Regions from separate parts of the Homo sapiens genome. Here regions 2, 3 and 4 are each linked to region 1. A link is a loop called in an ENCODE intact Hi-C map of the cell type or tissue named here. Cell type or tissue: mammary epithelial cell. All regions are shown on one strand. Region 1 overlaps MYO9B (myosin IXB). Region 2 overlaps MYO9B (myosin IXB). Region 3 overlaps MYO9B (myosin IXB). Region 4 overlaps CCDC194 (coiled-coil domain containing 194).

The links. A loop is a pair of places that touch in the nucleus more often than their neighbours do. Peaks named below come from ENCODE experiments on the same cell type or tissue, not always from the same donor. Only the 100,000 strongest peaks of a DNase experiment are listed, where the experiment ranks them.
Region 2: it touches region 1 in a loop (4-fold over the local background); 4 of 110 quality-filtered maps call a loop at or near these places.
Region 3: it touches region 1 in a loop (6-fold over the local background); 80 of 110 quality-filtered maps call a loop at or near these places.
Region 4: a loop joins it to region 1, with 5 times the contacts of the local background. A loop is called at or near these places in 9 of 110 quality-filtered maps.

Annotation. Positions count from the first base shown.
Region 1 is chr19:17,078,682-17,082,681 of GRCh38, forward strand. All of the region lies in intron 1 of MYO9B (myosin IXB), which reads left to right. Among named protein-coding and RNA genes, the nearest start is that of MYO9B, 4.9 kb to the left of the region's middle. RefSeq lists a silencer at 966-1,065 and enhancers at 1,078-1,615, 3,152-3,701. In mammary epithelial cell, a CTCF peak has its summit at 1,566; a DNase peak (open chromatin) is centred at 1,460; H3K4me3 peaks cover 718 bases; H3K27ac peaks cover 2,204 bases.
Region 2 is chr19:17,170,398-17,174,397 of GRCh38, forward strand. MYO9B (myosin IXB) reads left to right here. Exons shown (of 40, transcript NM_004145.4): 12 at 1,939-2,080; 13 at 2,362-2,566. Among named protein-coding and RNA genes, the nearest start is that of USE1, 43 kb to the right of the region's middle. In mammary epithelial cell, no CTCF peak of the experiment used is centred here; no DNase peak of the experiment used is centred here.
Region 3 is chr19:17,133,759-17,137,758 of GRCh38, forward strand. All of the region lies in intron 2 of MYO9B (myosin IXB), which reads left to right. Among named protein-coding and RNA genes, the nearest start is that of SNORA118, 44 kb to the left of the region's middle. RefSeq lists enhancers at 624-1,233, 1,234-1,842, 1,843-2,452. In mammary epithelial cell, no CTCF peak of the experiment used is centred here; a DNase peak (open chromatin) is centred at 1,903; H3K4me3 peaks cover 495 bases; H3K27ac peaks cover 1,662 bases.
Region 4 is chr19:17,383,794-17,387,793 of GRCh38, forward strand. CCDC194 (coiled-coil domain containing 194) reads right to left here. Exons shown (of 4, transcript NM_001395222.1): 4 at 3,403-4,000. Among named protein-coding and RNA genes, the nearest start is that of CCDC194, 8.4 kb to the right of the region's middle. In mammary epithelial cell, CTCF peaks have their summits at 423 (motif pointing right) and 2,377 (motif pointing left); no DNase peak of the experiment used is centred here.

The DNA.
Region 1 (4,000 bases):
GGAAGTAGTGGCTGGCCCCAGGTCAAACCTGGAAAGATACCACGTGTTAAACCACTCCGGGTGGAAGGGATTGCACAAGCAGATACCTTTGAAGCCCGGCCTGTACAGGGCATCCCAGCTCTCTCATTCTGCCAACCGGCAGTGCGAGGGTCCTTGTTCTTATCTTCCTGATACAGAAACAGGCCCAGGCAGGTGATGACTTCAGAGATGGTTCCTTGAGCTTTCTAGAAACATGCAGGATCCTTAGTAACCTTTAACTGGGGAAACCCAAATCTCCAGGGCCGTTTCTCACCCGCATCACCATTGACAGTTGGGGCTGTGCACTGTAGAATGTGGAATAGTGTCCCTGGCTGTCACCCATGAGATGCCAGTAGTATTCCATCCCCTCCAAGGGGTAACAACTGAAAATGACTCCAGCCATGGCCACGTGTCCCCTGGGGGCAGAATCACCTCCCCCGCCAGGTGAAATGTGATGCTCATTAGTAAAACCTGGTTCCCCTCTAGGGCCCATCATTGCCTTGGTGGGTCCTTGGTGTTTGTGGAGCCCCTGAGGAACTGCCACTAAGAGTGGGAACAGGGGCAGAGACCAGGAACTGAATCCTGCCATCCAGTCAGTTCTTAATCAGGAGGGAGCGGGTCTTGATAAAAAGGAGGAACCGTTAGGAACGGACTGTGGGAGGGTAGGCAACGTGCCCGAGGGTGGACAGCGGGTGCCCTTGTCTTTTCTTTGTCTTGTGACTGACCTGGATTTCTGGAGGAACTGTCCTCGTCTTAGAATGATCTGTTGCTTTTCTTCTGAGATTAGAGGTATTAGATTCTCTCCCAAGAGCTACTTTGGAGGTTGCCCCGGATAAACGTCGCTTTTGTAAGCTGCATTATCTCTTCCATGGGCCCTTTCGCCCGCCCGTTCCCAAGCACATACTGCTGAATTTTTGTTCTTGGTCCATCTTGCTGTCCCCTTCCCTGCTTGGCCCCCTCCTTGACCGTGACTTTGCTGCTTTACCTTGATTGGAGGAGACGCTCTGGGGCCACGGGACTGACGGTCCCTTCTGGGTGCTGCCCCCACACCCCACCCACCAGCCCTTTGTGTGCCCGGCATCCCCAGCCCAGCTGTGCCAGGCTGCCCCTGCTCGGCCGGCCATTCAGACGGCCCCAGGCGGCCTCTCGGCAAAGCAAGACAAGCCCTTCTCTTCTGCCCTCGTGGTCCCTGGAGTGGCAGAACAAAGGGCTCTGTCTCCACACCAGCCCACCGCCGCAGCCCAGAGCCCCGTTCCCTTTCAATTTCTATCGTGGCTGGGAAAGAGCCTCAGAGATTAGGCATGTTTCAGAAATGCAGCTGACGAGTTTGGGTTCTACTCATTTCCTCAGCGAGACTTTCTGAGCCCGAGCCCGATGATAAATAAAGTAGTGATTCAAGGGTTCAGCCCATGGGTTCGTCGGAGTGATGAATAAGATATCCTTGTCTGACTCACTTGTTTAAAACCCATCTCTGCCCTGCTGCACAGGGCTGTATGTGCAAGAGAAGGAGCCCCGCTAGGGGTGTTTCATGACTGTTGTTGCTGGGTGCCTGAGTTTGCTAGGGCTGCTGTAACAGAACCGCACGCTGGGTGGCCAGAACGACAGAAGTATATTGGCTTGCAGTTCTAGAGGCCAGACGTTTAAGATCACATTCAAGATCAAGGTGTTGGCAGGGTTCGTGCCTTCGGAGGGCTGTGAGAATCTGTTCCACGCCTCTCTCTGTTGGCTCATACATAGCCGTCTTCCCCTGGGTCTTCACATCGTCCTCCCTCTGTGCCTGTCTCTGTGTCCAAATTTCCTCTTATGAGGACAGCAGTCATATGGAAGGGGGCCCACCCTAATGACATCATTTTAACTGAATCATCCCCATAAAGACCCTGTCTCTAGGCGAGGCTTGGTGGCACACGCCTGTAATCTCAGCCCTTTGGGAGGCTGAGGCAGGAGGATCACTTGAGGCCAGGAGTTTAAGACCAGCCTGGACAACATAGCAAGATCCCATCTCTACAAAAAAATACTAAAATTAGCTAGACATGATGGTGAATGCCTGTGGTCCCAGCACTTTAAGAAGCTGAGACAGACAGATCGCTTGAGCCTGGGAGTTTGAGGCTACAGTGAGCTATGATCATGGCACTGCATTCCAGCCTGGGTGACAGAACGACACCCCCATCTCTTAAAAAAAAAAAAAATCCCAAATATACTCATACTCTGAAGTTCTGAGGTTTAGGATTTCAATATGTGAATATTTCTTTGTGGAGGGGAGTGGTGGACACAGCTCAGCCCATAATACTGAGAAAAGGACAAATTCAAATTACATTTTTATTTATTTGTTTATTTATTTTGGGGGCGGGGGCAGAGTCTCACTCTGTCACCCAGGCTGGGGTGCAGTGACGCGATCTCAGCTCACTGCAACCTCTGTCTCCCAGGTTCAAGTGATTCTCCTGCCTCAGCCTCCCGAGTAGCTGGGACTACAGGCGTGCGCCACCACGCCCAGCTACTTTTTGTATTTTTAGTAGAGATGGGCTTTCATTGTGTTGACCAGGCTGGTCTTAAACTCCTGACATCAGGTGATCAGCCCGCTCGGACTCCCAAAGTGCTGGGATAACAGATGTGAGCCACCGTGCCCGGCCTCAACTTACATTTTTAGATAATATAGGAACCTGGAGGGAAATGATCGTGTCAATAGAGAATAGGTCCATTTTGTCTCTTCTCACTCCTTTAAATAAACACTTTAAGGGTGAGCAGGTTGGTTGGCCACATCAATTTTGGACGCTCCCTGTTTTCCAGATCTCACACTCATACATTCAGGGGTGACTAAAGAGAGGTGAGAGGCCTGGTGCAGTGGCTTACGCCTGTAATCCCAGCACTTTGGGAGGCCGAGGTGGGAGGATCACCTAAGGTCAGGAGTTTGAGACCAGCCTGGCCAACATGATGAAACCCAGTCTCTACTAAAAATACAAAAATTAGCTGGGTGTAGTGGCACACACCTGTAATCCCAGCTGCTTGGGTGGCTGAGGCAGAAGAATTGCTTGAACCCAGGAGGCAGAGGTTGCAGTGAGCCGTGATCTTGTGCCACTGCACTCCAGCCTGGGCAAGAGAGTAAGATCCCATCTCAAAAAAAAAAAAAAAAAAAAGAGGCGAGGACCCAGCCCAGGGCGGAGTGGGTCCCATGGGATTTTACAGGGGATGTGTTGAGGGCCAGGTCCACAAGGCTGCGTGTGCCTGGTGGGGAAGCAGGATGAAGTTTACAAACAGGGCATGGGGCGGGGGTATATCTCTGTTCTCAGTATTGCCAGGGTCAGGGGCAAGGAATATCCAAAAGTAACTACACTCTTGGACCCAAGTGACCTTAGGACCAACTGCTGTCACAAGTGATTGAACAAAAGAAGTTTCTGGAAGGTCTTAAAATCCTTCAGCAAAAAGGAAGTATTGGCTGGGAGCCAGGCTCAGAGCTGGCCCTTGGGGAGACTGAGGAGAACAGAAATAGCCCTCGCCTCTGTTCAGATGTTCAGCCAGGAGTCACGAGCATGGAAGTCAAATTAACAGCCCAGTGGGGTCTGTGAAGGTGCCGGCAGCAGGCGAGCCTGTGACGGGAGCCTGCCTGGCCTGGGGACTCGCTTATGGGGGAAGTGGGAGACCTGAGAGCTTCCCCAGTCAGCCGTGCCCTGGGTCTTCTGCCTGCGAGGTGGGCACCGCTGCTTCCTCACGAGTGAAGTCACAGCAGCACAGCAGCAGTGGGAGGCTCAAGGCTTTGCTGTGGATCTTCCTGGGCTCACTGCTCAGAGCATCTCCACGAGGAGGCGTCTGCCACCTCCTGCATCCCATTCCAGGGCAGACGAGATCGGGGGCAGGAGGGTGACATTTGAGATTTTGATTCCCAGGGTATGGGTACTCACGTGGGGCTTTAATTTCCTGGTGAATGTGCCATGGGGGGCAAGGGGTAGCTTGCCCACTGCTTGGGAAGACCCCTGGGGTCCTTGTCTTG
Region 2 (4,000 bases), 92 kb after region 1:
GGGGCTGGCCAGAGACTCAAATGAATGAGGCACATCCCCTGCCTCAAACCTAGTCCCTGTCCAGGTCAGGGAGACAGACACATCCCTCTGAGGCTGGGGTCCAGGTAGAGAATGTTCAGATAAGAGCATTTGTGCCAGGTGCGGTGGCTCCCACCTGTAATTCCAACACTTTGGGAGGCCGAGGTGGAGGATCATTTGAGACCAGGAGTTAAAGACCAGCCTGGGCACCATAGTGAGACCCCATCTCTACAAAAAAAAAAAAAAAAAAAAAAAAAAACTAGCTGGGCACAGTGGCATGCACCTATAGTCCCAGCTACTCAGGAGGCTGAGGCAGGAGGATCACTTGAGCCCAGAGAGTCAAGGCTACAGTGAGTTGTGATTGTACCATTGCATTCTAGCCTGGGCAACAGAGCAAGACCCCAGCTCTAAAAATTAAAAAAAAAAAAAAAAAAGTAGAGACGGCAGTAGGAGGAGCTACGTCATCACAACCAGGAAACTCCCAGGGTCAGATCAGGGGAAGCCCGTGAGGCAAGGCCTGGCCCAGCAGGCTCGAGTCTCTTTAAAATCTTGCTATTTTTGCTCATCATGGAATTTTTTTTTTCTTTTTGCACATTGATTTAGATTTTCTGAAATACTGTGCTAAAATATTACCTATCTCAATGACTGAGGGTTTTGGGGGACACTCAAGGCAGATGCCTTACACTCCATACCCTCTTTACAGTCCTGGAAATGATATGTTTCATAGCTATAGACTCTCCCCTCCTTGGCCCCGTTAACGCGGAGCCCCCGATGTTGGGATCTGGGCATGCGTTCCGCTGCCTGTATTTTCAAAAGTGGGGCCGGGCTCAGGCAGCATTTGCCAAACCAACAACATCATTTCCCTCCTGGGAGGCAGACTCAGTCAGGTACAAGGAGTCCCTTATTCTGCCCCCACAATCTCCCCCTCCCCGGAGCACAACAGAGCCCTGCTTCATCCTCCTCTCCTAGCCTCTTCTTCCAACTGTGGAGCAGGAGAAGGACCCCCTGTCCAAGGTATGGCATTGAGGTACAAATGGCTCCAAGACCAGAAGTCACCCAGGCCCAGGATTATTCTTAGGAGCTGCCTACGATGGGTAACAGATCCAGACCTCCCAGGGGACAGACTTTGCAGACGCCACCAAGCCTGGTCAGCGACCTCTCTCCAAGCCCCCTAGAAAACAGCCATGTGGGGTCGAAGAGAGTGAGCCACCCAGACTCAGGCACTGGGCTACTCAATGTTAATTCTGCAGCCCTGGCTGGGCGCGGTGGCTCACGCCTATAATCCTAGTCGTTTGGGAGGCTGAGGCAGGAGGATCACTTGAGGCCAGGAGTTCAAGACCAGCCTGGGTAACATAGCAAGTCCCCTTCTCTTAAGAAAAAGAAAAACATTGTACTATAGTCCCAGCTACTCAGGAAGCTGAGGCAGGAAGATCCCTTGAGCCCAGGAGGTCAAGGCCACAGTGAGCTGTGATCGTACCACTACACTATAGCCTGGGCAACAGAGTGAGACCCTGTCTCCAAAGAAACAAATATTTTTCTGTTTTAAAAATCCTGAAGCCTTGAGAGCGTCACTTCACCCTCAGCCTCCTTGTACCAGGCTGCAGCTATGCCAGCTGACGCAGAGAGCAGAGTCCCAGCCCTCCACCAGCGTGTTCAGCATGAGGCAGGCAGGCACACCCAGATAGCAGCGTCCCAGCCCTCTGCCAGCATGTTCGGCATGAGGCAGGCAGGCGCACTGTCATTCCTTCCTTTCTTCACTCCTTCACCCACCCCTCTGTGCACAGAGCCCTGTGCCACTTCACTGCTCTGCCCACCCCATGCACCCACCCACCTCGTGCACCAGGGGTCTGCAAGATAAAATACACAGCAGGTAAATCAGCCGCTGTTCATGCCTGCAAAGGTTCCATGTTCTGTTCCCAGCTTCCCCCACGCCACGAGCCAGACCCTGCTGGCCAAGTTCAAACAGCAACATGAGGACAATAAGTACTTCCTGGGCACCCCGGTCATGGAGCCAGCTTTCATCATCCAGCACTTCGCAGGGAAGGTGAAATATCAGATCAAGGTAGGTGTCTGCCCATCACCACTGGTGGAAGCCTGAGGGAAGCCACAGTCAGCCCAGAAGCCCATGTGGGAGGATCCTCCTGTGGGCGAGGTTCCAGGGTGCTCAGAACCCACCGCGAATCCCCGGCTCCAATGTCCAAGGCGCCATAGTTCAAGAACTGCCATTTGCACTTAGGATGGGCCCCACCCCACCGTCAGCCCTTCCTGCGCCAGCCCGGGGTCTTTGGTAGGCGCCGGTGAGTGACTATCCCCGAGTGACCGCCCACATCCATCCCCCACCAGGACTTCCGGGAGAAGAACATGGACTACATGCGGCCAGACATCGTGGCCCTGCTGCGGGGCAGTGACAGCTCCTACGTGCGGGAGCTCATCGGCATGGACCCCGTGGCCGTGTTCCGCTGGGCCGTGCTCCGGGCTGCTATCCGGGCCATGGCAGTGCTTCGGGAGGCCGGACGCCTGCGGGCCGAGAGGGCCGAAAAGGCTGCAGGTGGGAGCTGGGGCGTGAACCCACAAAAGCGTCACTGTCGAGAGGGGGGCACATCCTGAGTTCATCTTAAAGTGAACACTTCAGTGGCATTTAGTACATTCATTATGTTGTGCAAACGCCACCTGTCTACCTGAAGTGTTCCTGTCACCCTGAACAGAAACTCGACCTGCGTGTGTAATTTAACCTCAGGGCATGCTATCAGCAACTCCATCAGGCGTCTCCTTTGCAAATGATGCCCTCTGATCCCACTGGCCCTGGGAGTTTGCTGATTGTGATAATGTAGCTCTTCCTAGTGTTTTGCCTCTTGTTTCTCTCTCTCTGTCTTGCTCTTTTTTTTTTTTTTTTTTTTTAGAGACAGGGTCTCTCTCTCTCTCTCTCTTGCCCAGGCTCTAGTGTAATGACGCAATCTCGGCTCACTGCAACCTCTGCCTCTTGGGTTCAAGCGATTCTCCTGCTTCACCCTCCCAAGTAGCTGGGACTACAGGTTACCGCCACCACATAGGCTAATTTTTGTATTTTTAGTAGAGACGGGGTTTCGCCCTGTTGGCCAGGCTGGTCTCGAACTCCTGACCTCAAGTGATCCGCCCGCCTCTGACTCATGAAATGCTGGGATTGCAGGTGTGAGTCACCATGCCCAGCCCCAGCCTCTTCTCTTAACTGAGCATTCTCTACTGGGAACCCAGCCTCAAAGGGACATTTCTGTTCCCCCGTCCTAGACAGAGATGGTTTGAGGCAGGGGGTGTGCCTGATCCACTCAAGACTTGGGCCAGCCCTATAGAGTTGCTGATAGAAGGATGGCAGAAAGCTATGTCCTCATTTTTCCCAGAGGCAACCTGAGGCCTGCATGGTTGAGTGGCTCACCCAGGTCTAAGGGCTCCAACCTTCCGTCCTCAGCTTCAGTTTCAGTTATCAGCTGTGGCTTCTGTCTCCGGAAGGGGCTTCATGAAAAGGAGGAAGGATAAAGCTTTCCTGAGAAATAGGAAATAGTGCTCTGTTTTGGGGATCCAAAACTTCACAGTTACCCACCCAACTTTGCCCCAAACTTGAGTGATGAGCTGCTTTTTTTTTTTTTTTTTTTTTTTTTTGAGACGGAGTCTTGCTCTGTCGCCCAGGCTGGAGTGCAGTGGCGCGATCTCGGCTACTGCAGGCCCCGCCTCCCGGGTTCACGCCATTCTCCTGCCTCAGCCTCCTAAGTAGCTGCGACTACAGGCACCCGCCACCACGCCTGGCTAATTGTTTTGTATTTTTTAGTAGAGATAGGGTTTCACCATGTTAGCCAGGATGGTCTCGATCTCCTGACCTCACGATCCGTCTGGCTCGGCCTCCCAGAGTGCTGGGATTACAGGCGTGAGCCACCACGCCTGGCCAATGAGCTGCTTTTTAAGATCGGTCTGCCAGGTGCAGTGGCTCAAGCCTGAAATCCCAGCACTTTGG
Region 3 (4,000 bases), 55 kb after region 1:
TCCTACTTCTTTTTTTTCTGAGGCGGAGGTCTCGCTCTGTCACCCAGGCTGGAGTGCAGTGGCACCATCTCGGCTCACTGCAAGCTCCGCCTCCCAGGTTCACACCATTCTCCTGCCTCAGCCTCCCGAGTAGCTGAGACTATAGGCACCCGCCACCACGCCCGGCTAATTTTTTTGTATTTTTAGTAGAGACGGGGTTTCACCGTGTTAGCCAGGATGATCTCGATCTCCTGACCTCATGATCTGCCCGCCTCGGCCTCCCAAAGTGCTGGGATTACAGGCGTGAGCCACCATGCCTGGCCTGCTTTCTACTTCTGTGAGTTTTTTTTTGGACTGGGGGTACATGTGTAGTTTGTTACAGGGATATATTGGGTAATGGTTAGGGTTGGGCTTCTAAAATACCCATCACTCAAATAGTGAACACTGTATCCAATAGGTAACTTTTCAACCCTCACTCCCTTCCTCCCCTTTCCCACTATGAGTTCAACTTTTAAAAATTCTACACGAGTGAGATCATGCAGTATTTGCCTTTCTGTGCCTGGCTTATTAACATAGTATCCCTCAGCTTCATCCATGTTGTTGCAAATGACAGGATCTCTTTGTTTTTTTTTTCGTTTTGTTTGTTTTTTTTTTTTTTTTTTTTTTTTTTTTGAGACAGACTCTCGCTCTGTCACCCAGGCCAGAGTGCAGTGGTGCGATCTCAGCTCAGTGCAACCTCTGCCTCTCGGTTTCAAGCGATTTTCGTGTCTCAGCCTCCCCTGTAGCTGGGATTATAGGAGCCCACCAACATGCCCAGCTGATTTTTCTGTTCTAGTAGAGATGAGATTTTACCACGTTAACCAGGTTGGTGTCGAACTGACCTCAAGTGATCTGCCCACCTTGGCCTCCCAAAGTGCTGGAATTACAGGTGTGAGCCACCATGCTCAGCCAGGATCTCCTTTTTTATGGCCAAATACTATTCCATAGTGTATATAAACCACAGTTTCTTTATCCATTCATCTGTGGGGTTTTTTGTTTTTTTTCGAGACGGAGTCTTGCTTTGTTGCTCAGGTCGGAGTGCAGTAGCACGATCTCGGCTCACTGCAACCTCCACCTCCTGGGTTCAGACGATTCTCCTGCCTCAGCCTCCCAGGTAGTTGGGATTACAGGCATGCACCACCACACCCGGCTAATTTTTGTATTTTTAGTAGAGACGGGGTTTCGCCATGTTGGCCAGGCTGGTCTCGAACTCCTGACCTCAAGTGATCTGCCCACCCCGGCCTCCCAAAGTGCTAGGATTACAGGAGTGAGCCACTGAACCCAGCCTATTCATTCATCTGTTGATGCACACGTCTTGGCTATTGTGATTAGTGCTGAAATGAACGTGAGAATGCAAGCATTTCTTCCACGTACTGATGTCATTTCCTTTGGATATATACCCAGAAGTGGGATTGCTAGACCTAGTGAGATAATAATTTTTTTCCAAAGTTTACAACTTATATTAGAAACATGTTTTTTATATTATAAAAGAAAAAAAAATGTGTTTCTGTTAAAGGAGAGGCGTTTTTTGGTTTTGAGTGAGTCCAGCGCTGTGGGTTTTATAGCCTGGGGGGACCATGGCATCCGCCTTCCCGGTGCGTGTGCCAGATTATATCGCATAGTTGTTGACACCGGGGTCCCACTTCCTCCCTTCTGTCCACCCTGGACCCCACATGATACTCCAGGCACACCAGCCACCCTTGTGCTTTGAGACCGTGCGAGCCCCCGGCCAGCCCAGCCAAGCAGCAACACAATAGCACCCCTCGCTGCGAGCGCTGGGCCGCACTTCCCCCTCGGATGTATAATAGCACCAACCGGATATTTTTAGATGGGCTTTGAAAAGTCGCAGTGTGCTGAGACCGCATACCAGACGCGTGAGGTCACCGGGCCTGGGAGCAGCCTCTATGCATGGATAATTGGTGCACGGGGTAATCGGGTAATCGCAGAACCAGAAAGCCAGCCCTTGGGCAGCCATGGTGGTGGGAGGGGCCCCTCATATCCCAAGGCGTTCCCTGTGTTACGTTCCCAAGACACCAGGCCTGGCTGTGATATTAGAAGTCACTGCAGAGACTTGTCCCCTGGGTTTAAAGTGAGCACTGTGGCTCTTTAAGGTACAAATGTACATTTCTGGGGCACCTCTGCCACAGACCAGGCTTTACACCAAGGTACTACGGGGACCCTGACTCAGAGAGAGACCCGTTTCCTGCTGCAGACACCCCAGGGCCACCAACAGGACTGTCCCCCCCACCCCACCCCTGAGGACAGGCATCCCTTTGCCATCTGCTCATAGTTAAGCAGGGAAGCTTTCTGAGCCCCTTCCTGGGACGTTATTTTAGGGTTTCCCTGACAGATCTCTTTGAATTGAGGGTGACTGGGGAGGAGAGTCTGGTCGTGGGACCACATAGGTGAGGCTGGGCTTCGTGCTGTCAGGCAGGGAGCAAGGAGGAGGGCCTAGGCCCAGGCACCGGGCCCCAGGCTGAAGCTGATTTCCTGCGTGAGCTCCAGACTATGGCCCTGCAGGGTCCCGTGAGCATCCAAGGAGACGAGTCAGTGCCTCGAGACTGGGGGTTTCACTCCAAATAACAACAAAAAACAGTTCTCCAGCTACCCTCTGGAGAGCTGGAAATGAAACCTAGAAAGACCGCAGGGACCCCTCAGCACCTAGAATGCAGCACATATGGGAACCTATGGAAGGGACAAAGGGACCAGTGAGCCCCGACTACCCAGCCCTGCAACCCCTTTTATTTCTGTCTGTGTACATCAATGCTCCGCAGCCGGGGTGATTTGCCGATCTCTGGGGACATTCTTTGGTTATCCCAGATGGCATCGGGTAGGTGGAGGCCAGGGACGCTGTTCAACACCGTGTAGTGCACAGGACGCCCCCATCACACAGGATGGTTCACCCTCAAAAAGTCCCATAGGCACCCAGGAAAGTCAACTTCACCAGCAGAGCCCTTGGTGGTTCCCGCCCACCGACCAGCCCCCTGGGTTTCATCAGACCCTCCAGAGACTGTTTCAAAGTTCAACAGGTCAGACCGGGCCCAGTGGCTCACACCTGTAATCTCAGCACTTTGGGAGGCTGAGATGGAAGGATTGCTTGAGTCCAGGAGCCCCAGACCAACCTGGGTAACACAGTAAGATTCGTGTCGACAAAAATAATTTTTAAAATTAGGCCAGGCACAGAGGCTCACGCCTGTAATCCCAGCACTTTGGGAAGCCGAGGCGGGCAGATCACCTGAGGTCAGAAGTTCAAGACCAGCCTGACCAACATGGAGAAACCCCGTCTCTACTTAAAATACAAAATTAGCCGGGGTGATGGCGCGTGCCTATAATCCCAGCTACTCGGGAGGCTGAGGCAGGAGAATTGCTTGAACCCAGGAGGCAGAAGTTGCAGTGAGCCAAGATTGTGCCATTGCACTCCAGCCTGGGCAACAAGAGCAAACTGTCTCAAAAAAAAAAAAAAAAAAGCCAGGTGCGGTGATACATACCTGTGGTCTCAGCTCCTTAAGAGACAGAAATGGGAGGATCGCCTGAGCCTGGGGGTTGAGGTTGAGGCTGCAGTGAGCTATGGTCGCACCACTTAAACTCCAGTCTGGGCGACAGAGTGAGACCCTGTCTCCCTGTCTCAAACAACAACAACAACAACAAGAGGTGAGCAAGGCTCATGTGGTGACCCAGTCCGCCCCCACCAAAAGCACCCGGCTACTTCCCAGACCCCCTTCTCTGTAGAGGACCAGGTCATCTCTCTCTGGGGCCCCCTCCTTATCACCTTCCTGCTTGGCTCCGTGCCCCATGATCTTGAGCTCCTCCCTGTTTCCTTGTCCCATGACCCAAACAGCCAGCTCCTTGAGTAGTGTGACCCGCACATGGGTCCAGCCACAGCAACTGTCCGGGCTTCAAGCTCTGCCCGAGGCTTTGCAGCTGAATGGAGCCTTCTCCAAGGGAGTATCTGGGCCTCCCATGGTCAGATCCTTTTTTTTTA
Region 4 (4,000 bases), 310 kb after region 1:
TACTAAAAATACAAAACTAGCCAAGTGTCCTGGCGCATGCCTGTAATCCCAGCACTGGGGAGGCTGAGGCAGAAGAATCGCTTAAACCCGGGAGGTGGAGGTTGCAGTGAGCTGAGACTGCGCCATTGCACTCCAGCCTGGGCAACAACAGTGAAACTCGGTGTCATAAATAAATAAATAAATAAAAAGAAAAACAGGGACCTACTTCCTTGCCTGTGACTGGAGGGCTGGAAAGGTCAGGTTGCAACTAGCCCATGTCCCCTCCTGCCAAGGCCACTGTGGGCTTTCCATTTTTGTCCCCTACCCCTGTCCCTCCAGCTATGGGAGGGGAGGTCCAGTGTGGCCACGGATAGGGATTACCCAGGATGGTGCCCTGGAGACAGGGGTAGACAGACAGAGATAACCAGAGACAGAAAGACACTTAAAGAGATGACCAGCAGAGGGCGGGTGCTGTTGCTCACGCCTGTAATCCCAGCACTTTGGGAGGCCGATGCAGGTGAATCACCTGAGGTCAGGAGTTCGAAACCAGCCTGGCCCAACATGGTGAAACCCTGTCTCCACTAAAAATAAAAATATTGGCCAGGCGCAGTGGCTCACACCTGTAATCCCAGCACTTGGAGGCCGAGGCGGGCGGATCATGAGGTCAGGAGTTCAAGACCAGCCTGGCCAACATGGCGAAACCCCATCTCTACTAAAAAAAATACAAAAATTAGCTAGGTGTGGTGGCACGTGCCTGTAATCCCTTGGGAGTCTACTTGGGAGGCTGAGGCAGGAGAATCACTTGAACCCAGGAGGCGGAGGTTGCAGTGAGCCGAGACCACGCCACTGCACTCCAGCCTGGCGACAGAGCGAGACTCCGTCTCAAAAAAAAAAAAAAAAAAAATTAGCCCAGTGTAGTGGCACGTGCCTGTAATTCCAGCTACTTGGGAAGGTGAGGCAGGAGAATCATTTGAACCAGGGAGGTGGAGGTTGCCGTGAGCCGAGATCACGCCACTGCACTCCAGCCTGGGGAACAGAGCAAGATTCCGTCTCAAAAAAAAAAAAAAAAAAAAAAAAGGCTGGGTGCGGTGGCTCAGGCCCATAATCCCAACACTTTGGGAGGCCAAGGCAGGTGGATCACCTGAGGTCAGGGGTTCAAGACCAGCCTGGCCAACATGGTGAAATCCTGTCTCTACTAAAAAAAAAAAAAAAAAAAAAAAAATTTGCTGGCTGTGGTTATGCGCACCTGTAATCCCAGCTACTCAGGAGGCTGAGGCAGGAGAATCACTTAAACTGAGGGGGCGGAGGTTGCAGTGAGCCAAAATCGCACCATTGCACTCTAGCCTAGGCAAAAAGAGCGAAACTCCATCTCAAAAAAAAAAGAAAGAAAGAGAGAGATGATCAACAGAGACCAAGAGGGATCATTAGACAGGTGGAGGCAGGGAGACAGAACAAGGACAGCTCAGTGGCTGGCTCTGTAGGGTGGGAGGCAGGTCTCACTGAGAAGTGCTGTTTGCCTCTCTGGGCATCCAGGGAGCCTCAGTGCAGACCAAGTTCTCAGCCTACCCTCCTCAAGTCACCTCGAATACTCACCGACTCTTGTCTTATGACTTCCCTGGGGTTCAAAGCCTCCAGCCTCAAATTCCCCGCTTCCCAAAATTCTTTGACACTAGTTCTGCCTGTGCCCCTCCTACTTACACATCTGCCATGGCTCCCTATCACCCTCCATCCCCAGAACTGATTTTTTTTTTTTTTGGAGACGGAGTCTCGCTCTGTCGCTCAGGCTGGAGTGCAGTGGCGCGATCTCGGCTCACTGCAACCTCTGCTTCCCGGGTTCAAGCAATTCTCCTGCCTCAGCCTCCGGAATAGCTGGGTTTACAGATGCCCATGACCACACCCAGCTATTTTTTTGTATTTTTAGTAGAGATGGGGTTTCACCATGTTGGCCGGGCTGGTCTCGAACTCCTGATCCCAAGTGATCAGTGCGCCTTGGCCTCCCAAAGTGTTGGGATTACAGGAGTGAGCCACCACGGCTGGCTCAGAACTGATGTTCAGTGGTCCCTCGGGTATGGTCAAGATGGAGCCAGCAGTGGAAATAAATGCATAATGGTGACAATGACTTAGTTCCCATGGACAGCCCTGTGCCCTGCCCTTTACACGGGCCAGTTCTTGGACCACACAGCGCCGTGGTGAGGGGGTCTTGCGTCCCTGGGGTCCTGGCTGGGGCGAGGCCAGTCTCCAGGCTTCCAGCTCTGGCTGACTCCAGAAGGAGGAACCGTTTCCTGCTGGCTTCTGGATTGACGCCAGGGCCGGGGGAGGTGGTCTCAGACCCACCCTGTCCGACTCTCAAACTCTGGGCCCTCAGGAGGCTGCAACTGGATCTGCTGGCTGGGGCGGCCCCTGGTGGCCGTTGGCGGAACACAACAGCTAGATCTCCCCTTCCCGCAGCCTCATTTTCCCCATAGGCAGAGCCTCCAGATGAGCCCCCTCTCAGGTGAAGGTCCTGATCAGGCACCTACAAACCCCAGGTGGATGGGAGGATCGTGAGCAGGACTGGCTAAAGGGGGTGGTGTCAGAGTTCCAAGAGCTTCCAATCCCCTCTCTACACCGGCCTCTTAGGAATTTTTTAAATTTATTTTTATGTACTTAGTTTTTGAGTAACAGGTCTCACTCTGTCACCCAGACTGGAGTGCAGTGGCTACGATCTCAGCTCACTGCAACCTCCACCTCCAGGGTTCAAGCGATTCTCCTGGCACAGCCTCCCGTGTAGCTGGGACTACAGGTGTGCACCACCACGCCCGGCTAATTGTTATTTGTATTTACTTATTTATTTTTTTGAAATGGAGTCTCGCTCTGTTGCCCAGGCTGGAGTGCAGTGGTGCAATCTGGGCTCACTACAACCTCTGCCTCCCAGATTCAAGCGATTCTCCTGCCTCAGCCTCCCAAGTAGCTGGGATTACAGACGCCCACCACCTCGCCCTGCTAATTTTTGTATTTTTAGTAGAGATGGGGTTTCACCATGTTGGCCAGGCTGGTCTTGAACTCTTGACCTCAGATGATCCACCTGCCTCGGACTCCCAAAGTGCTGGGATTACAGGTGTGAGCCACCGTGCCCAGCCTATTCATTTAGTTTTTGAGACAGGGTCTCACTCTGTCGCCCAGGCTGGAGTGCAATGGAGTGATCTTGGCTTACTGCAACCTCTACCCCCAGGGTTCAAGCGATTCTCCTGCCTCAGCCTCCCAAGTAGCTGGGACTACAGGTGCGCACCACCACGCCTGGCTAATTTTTAAACTTTTTGTAAAGATGGTGGTCTCCTTACATTGCTCAGGCTGTTCTCCAACTCCTGGGCTCAAGTGATCCTCCTGCTTCAGCCTCCCAATGTGCTGGGATTATAGACACGAGCCACCACCACACTCAGCCCAGACATTTTTAAAAACAATTTTTAATTTTTAATTTGTAATAAGTGACACATGTGCATGGTTTTTAAAAATGCAATTTTTACAAAAGGTACATAGAGAAATGTGCAAGTATGTCCCCCACCGATTCCCAGACCCCTGGTTCGCTCCCCAGAGGTGGAGGCTGTGACCAGCATCTCCTTCAGAGATATTTGGATAAAAGTCCCCTCCCCAAGCCCTACACACACACACACACACAAAAACGGGGGCCGGGCACAGCGGCTCAGGCCTGTAATCCCAGCACTTTGGGAGGCCAAGGAGGGTGGATCACCCGAGGTTAGCAATTCGAGACCAGCCTGGCCAACATGGTGAAACCCCGTCTTTACTAAAAAACACAAAAAACTAGCTGAGTCTGGTGATGGGCGCCTGTAATTCCAGTTACTCGAGGCTGAGGCAAGAGAATCGTTTGAACCCGAGAGGCGGAGGTTGCAGTGAGCTGAGACTGCGCCATTGCACTCCAGCCTGGGCAACAAAAGCAAGACTCTATCTCAAAAAGAAAAAAAAAGAAAGAAAGAAAGAAAGTACACAACTTATCAATCTCCTGCTTTTCACATTAACATATCTT